Linked DNA regions of Homo sapiens: region 2 is linked to region 1. A link is a loop called in an ENCODE intact Hi-C map of the cell type or tissue named here. Cell type or tissue: Caco-2. All regions are shown on one strand. Each heading gives the region's core, and the rest is flanking DNA. Links, peaks and the distances in the headings are about the cores only.

Region 1 (2,925 bases), core at 276-2,775:
CAAACTGAATCTCTGTACCCATTACACACTAACTCCCCATTTCCCTTCTCCCAAGTCCTTGGATACCACTATTCTACTTTCTCTCTCTATGCATTTAACTATTCTAGGTATCCTATACACATGGAATCATACAATATTTGTCCTTTTGTGTCAAGCTTATTTTATTTAGCATAGTGTGTTTAAGGTTCATCCATGTTGCAGCATGTATGGGAATTTCATTCCTTATTACGGCTCAATTATAGTCCATTGTATGTATATACCACATTTTGTTTATCCATTCATCTACTGATGGAAACTTGGGTTGTGTTACCTTTTGGTTATTGTGAATAATGTTGCCATGAGCATGCGTGTACAAGTATCTGTTTGAGTCCCTGCTTTCAATTCATTTTGGAGTATATACCTAGGGATGGTACTGCTGAATCATATGGAAATTCTATGTTTAACTTGTTGAGAAACGATCAAACCATTTTCTTTTTTCTTTCTTTTTTTTTTTTTGAGACAGAGTCTGGCTCTGTCGCCCAAGCTGGAGTGCAGTGGTGCTATCTCAGCTCACTGCAACCTCCGCCTCCCGGGTTCAAGCAACTCTCCTGCCTCAGCCTCCCAAGTAGCTGGGATTACAGGCGTGTACCACCATGCCCAGCTAATTTTTGTATTTTTAGTAGAGATGGGGTTTCACCATGTTGGCCAGGCTGGTCTCGAACTCCTGATCTCAAATGATTCACCTGCCTCGGCCTCCCAAAGTGCCTGGATTACAGTTGTGAGCCACCGTGCATGGCCTACCGAACCGTTTTCTGTAGTGGGTGCACTATTTTCACATTCTCACCAGCAGTGTAAGAGGGTTCTAATTTCTCCACATCCTCAGCAACACTTATTTTCGATTTTTTTTGTTTATAACCATTGCAGTGGGTATGATGTAGTATTTCATTGTGGTTTTGATTTGCATTTCTTTAATAACTAATGATGTTGAGTATTTTTAATGTGCTTATTACTGGTATATTGTCTTTGGAGAAATATTTATTCAAGTCTTTGCCATTTTTGAATTGGGTTGTTTGGGCACCTTTTAGATATGTTACTTTTTTCTCTTCTTTTTTTCACGTCAGATAGGTAATGTGCCTACCTTCTACTCCTAACAAGGTTTGAGGGAGGCACATCTCACATATATGTGTGAAAAACCAATCATCGCACTCATGAACCACAAAAGGATTTAGTCAGTTCCAGCAATGGAGCAGTGTAAATTATTCTCAACAAGAAAAATGAAACAAATTTTTAAAATTAGAAACAAACTTGAAGATACATTTTCTAGGAACTATGGAGAGTAAAGTATATATCCTAAGCGAAGAGGAAGAAACAGAGAAAAATAAAAGAACCAGAAAGCTTCAGGGAGATGAAGAGACCATAAGAGATGCTATTCCTTTAGTTGGGATAACTAGGCTGCCATGGCTATATGGTGTTTGACTAACTGAGTGTTGGGCGAGGGGTGTGGGACAAGACTGTAAATTGAGGATAAAAGAAAATCAGGAAGAACTATTAAGTCGAAGTGATAACAGATATAAAGATTAGCATTCTAATGAAACATTGGTATTTGGTTAGAGTAAGATATGTTGTGCAAATAAAATTGCATCCTGGAGTTCACTTGTTTGGCATTTGTGTGGCATTTTCAGGCCAGGCGTGGTAGCTCATGCCTGTAATCCCAGCACTTTGGGAAGCCGAGGCGGGCAGATCACCTGAGGTAGGACGTTCGAGACCAGCCTGGCCAAGATGGTGAAACCCTGTCTTTACTAAAAATACGATAATTAGTTGGGCATGGTGGTGCATGGCTGTAATCCTAGCTACTACTCTGGAGGCTGAGGCAGGAGAATCGCTTGGACCCAGGAGGTGGAGGTTGTGGTGAACCGAGATCATGCCACTGCTCTCCAGCTTGGGCGACATAGCGAAACTCTGTCTCAAAAAAAAAAAAAGTGTTTTCAGATTTCGTTATTATTTAAGTTTATTATATGCTTTTGATATGAACAAGGTAAAAGAAAGATAATATCTCTACTTCAATGAAACAAGTCTTAGCTTATGTCTTATAGATCAAACCTTGAGGGCTGTGGCATACAACTGCCATCTGGTGACAGTATGTTCGCATAGCAGCGTTAGGTATTTAATACATTAAAAAAAAAACCTACTTGTGGGCAGACTTTGCAAAACTAAAGTCATGATATAATAGTTAAGGGTCCCAGGGGTCTAAATTAATAAGATGTTTTATTTAAAAAAGATAACATATAGGCCAGCCATGGTAGCTCACGCCTATAATCCCAGCACTTTGGGAGGTCGAGGTGGGCAGATCACTTGAGGTCAGGAGTTCAAGACCAGCCTGGCCAACATAGTAAAACCCCATCTCTACTAAAGTACAAAAATTAGTTGGGAGTGATGGCGCATGCCTGTAACCCTAGCTACTGGGGAGGCTGAGGCAGGAGAATCACTTGAACCTGGGAGGCGGAGGTTGCAGTGAGCCGAGATTGGGCCATTGCACTCCAGCCAGGGCAACAGAGTGAGACTCTGTCTAAATTAATAAATAAATAAATAGTCTTTTTAAAAAAAGAACATAACGTGTCAACCTCTGATAATACTTCTTTATGGAAATCAAAGTGATGCAGAGACTGTTCCTGTTTATTATTGGCAAAATGGAATTTTTTATGGACACAGTTTATAAATTGTGAATGGTTTCGTTGTCTTAGTGATTTGATTTACATTTGAATATACTGTAAACGTACACGGCTGAGAAAGTGATTAAATTTTTAAAAAAGAATTGCATCTGAGAGGAGACATTTTGTAAGCTGTGAGTCTCTCATTTTAAAGTTTATAGTCATTTCAACAAAATCAAGCATCCTTTTTTCCATTGTGTAGTTCAATCTTTTTCTTTTTTCTTTTCTTTCTTTCTTT
Region 2 (2,925 bases), core at 146-2,645, 240 kb before region 1:
ATCACTGCCCTCTTGCCATCACATTGCCTTAATTGTGTCACTAGTTTCTGGAAGGCAATATGATATAGCAGTTGAGTGTGGGCTCTTCAGACAGAACTTGTTTCAAATCAAATCTTTGCCACTTACCAGCTGTGTGACCTTGAGCAACTGAATTAACCTCTCTGATTCTCAGCTTCCTCCTTCTAAAATGGGGATATTTGTTGTAAAAATTAAATGAGATAAGCAATATATTTAAGTGCTTAAAACAGTACCTGGCACATATTAAGTATTTCACAAATGCTACCATTGTTGGTTGTTACAGTGATTAAGAGCAATGATTCTCTAATGGTGGGGATTTCAGACATCAAGGAGAAGGGACTGTAGCAAAGCGATTAAGAACAGGATTTTGAATCTTAGCTCTGCCTCTTAATAAATGAGTTAATCTCTCTGCATCAAAATTTCTTCATCTGTAAAATGAGGAAAGCAGTATTTCTTTCTTAGCATTATTTTGAGGATGAAATGAGTTAATAGATGTAAGACACATAGAGCAAACCAGGTATTTAGTAAATACAGTAATCTCCCCTTATTAAGCACTTTTGTTTTCCGTGATTTCAGTTATCCATGGTCAACTGCTGCCCAAAAATATTGAATGGAAAATTCCAGAAATAAACAATTCACAAGTTTTAAATTGCCTGCCATTCTGAGTGGCATGATTAAATACCTCACCATCCTGCTTTATCCTGCCCAGGACATGAATCATCCCTTTGTCCATGTAGATGTCAGCCACCTGTTAATCATTTAGTGGCTGTCTCGGTGATCATATCAACTGCCATGGTATTGCAATGTTTAAGTCACCCTTGTTTTTCTTCATAATAATCCCAAACGGCAAGAGTGATGATGCTGGCATATCATTTTAATTGTTCTATGTTATTATTAGTTATTGTTGTTAATCTCTTACTTTGCCTAATTTATAACTTTACCATAGGGATGTATGTATGGGAAGAAAACATAGTATATGTAGGCTACAATACTATCTGTGGTTTCAGGCGTTCACTGGGGTCCTTGGAATGTGTCCCCCTCATATAAGGGGGGACTACTGTACTACATAACTGTTGGTTTATAATAACAAATAGATTTCTTTGAAGCCTTTGCCTCTTTTGCCCATATATGGTTCACCCTAAATGCAACTTTGTTTTGGTAACATCTGTGCCAGACTGCTGCTGCTGCTTTTTTTTTGTTTGTTTAATCATTAGCACCCTTAAAGGCAGAGACTTGACTTTCTCATTATAATCCCATAGCCAGCACAGTCTCTGGTACATGGTTTGATGAATGAATGAATGGGTCTGTATGGAAATATGAATACATAAACAAAAGAATGAAAAATTGGGCTGAAGTTCTGTGGCTGGTATAACATCTACGGATGGGACCAATTTTTTTAAAACAAACAGTAGAATGGAAAGCTCCCTTCTGCCCACTGTGGGGACTTATTAAATATTTAATAAATGTCCCTTAAATAGCAACATTCAGATGGCATATTCCATTTCATTTAACTCGAAATGCTACTTCGTTTTTCTTCATCTGAAAGCAAGCATGACAGATCATTTATTTTGCCTTACATATCAAGCATCTGCCTGAAACAGCTGCTTCTCTTCAAAACCTGGCAGCCTGAGGGTCTGAAACTGATCTAACTAAAGAAAGGTGATGTGGATTTTTGCACTACTCTGTCCACCTCTTCTTTATGGAGACTCTTGAAAACAGAGAAGGCTTTTCAATCCTGACTGTGTATCAGAGTAATGTGGGAAGTTTATTAAATATGCAGATACTCAGATCCCATGCCAGACCAACTTAATCATATCCTCTGGGAATGGAGGCCCAGGAATTTGTATTTTTAGATACTGCCCAAATGAATTTTAAGCAGTGCTTTAAAGAAAGTCAAGGTTGGCCAGCAGATGTCACTGAATCTTTCCTAGCCTATACCACCCACCTGTCCTGTTGTCCTAAACTTTACTCATTTACTTGAAAACGATGACTATAGAAAGTAGTTCTGACTGTATTCTTAGAGGCATCCGTAGCTCAGGTCACATGGACCATAAGAAAGAACAAGTGCTCTGTCATACATAGCATCTGGAAACTAAATGTTTTCCTAGGCAGGTTGGTGAAGCAAGGACAGCAGGCAGTTTTGCCTGTGCAGGAAGCAGCCCCCAAGCCTGTGGTTTTTCGTTCTGTCCCCATGCATTGACCTGTAAGGTGATGTAGTCTGAAGAAGCCCCTGTTCCTCTGCATCCCTGGAAATAAATCTGCTCAATGGAGCACAGAATCAAAAACAGCAATAGCAATAATTTACAAATAAAGAAAAGTATATTTTAATTTTTAAATTGACTTCAATTTCTATTTATACTTCCAGTTCTAGAGAAGCAGGGGGAGAAACGTACCAGAGGAAGGTGCAGAAATAATCCCATCTGCTACAGAAGGCCTCCACAGAACTTGACCACTAAAAAAAGAAACAGACTGTTCCTTGCTTCAGCGACTCAGCTTCTCATGGTTCAACCTAGCCAGCTTTACCACAGAAGGATTCGGCAATTTGCTCAGAAATATGGCTTTAGTTTAAAACACAAATGACCCCCTGCTAAAAAAACAGTTGTGGATTCCACCAGCCCAACACTGAATTTCATCTATCCTTGTCTGGGGATACAGGCGCCAATTGTTCACATACCACACACTACTCCTCCCTGTGTTTAGGGGCTGCAGATCAGGCTGGGGTTTCTGTTCCTCTTGATTTGTAGCCACTTCCTCCATGGCTCCTGTGTGCAAGTCTGCATGTACCTTAAGTGTGATGGGATGTTTCTTAGCTCAGGACTCCGTAACAAATACCATAGACCAGCATACTTGTATCGACTGGATGGCTTAAATAACAAAGATTTATTTTCTCACACTTCTGGAGGCTGG

Evidence for each region. Hi-C counts contacts between places; a loop is a spot of excess contacts. Peaks named below come from ENCODE experiments on the same cell type or tissue, not always from the same donor. Only the 100,000 strongest peaks of a DNase experiment are listed, where the experiment ranks them.
Region 2: a loop joins it to region 1, with 29 times the contacts of the local background. A loop is called at or near these places in 2 of 110 quality-filtered maps.

Annotation. Positions count from the first base shown.
Region 1 is chrX:112,999,925-113,002,849 of GRCh38, forward strand. It overlaps the pseudogene LOC124905274. Among named protein-coding and RNA genes, the nearest start is that of AMOT, 160 kb to the left of the region's middle. In Caco-2, for the core only: no CTCF peak of the experiment used is centred there; no DNase peak of the experiment used is centred there.
Region 2 is chrX:112,758,958-112,761,882 of GRCh38, forward strand. No RefSeq gene overlaps it. Among named protein-coding and RNA genes, the nearest start is that of MIR4329, 20 kb to the right of the region's middle. In Caco-2, for the core only: no CTCF peak of the experiment used is centred there; no DNase peak of the experiment used is centred there.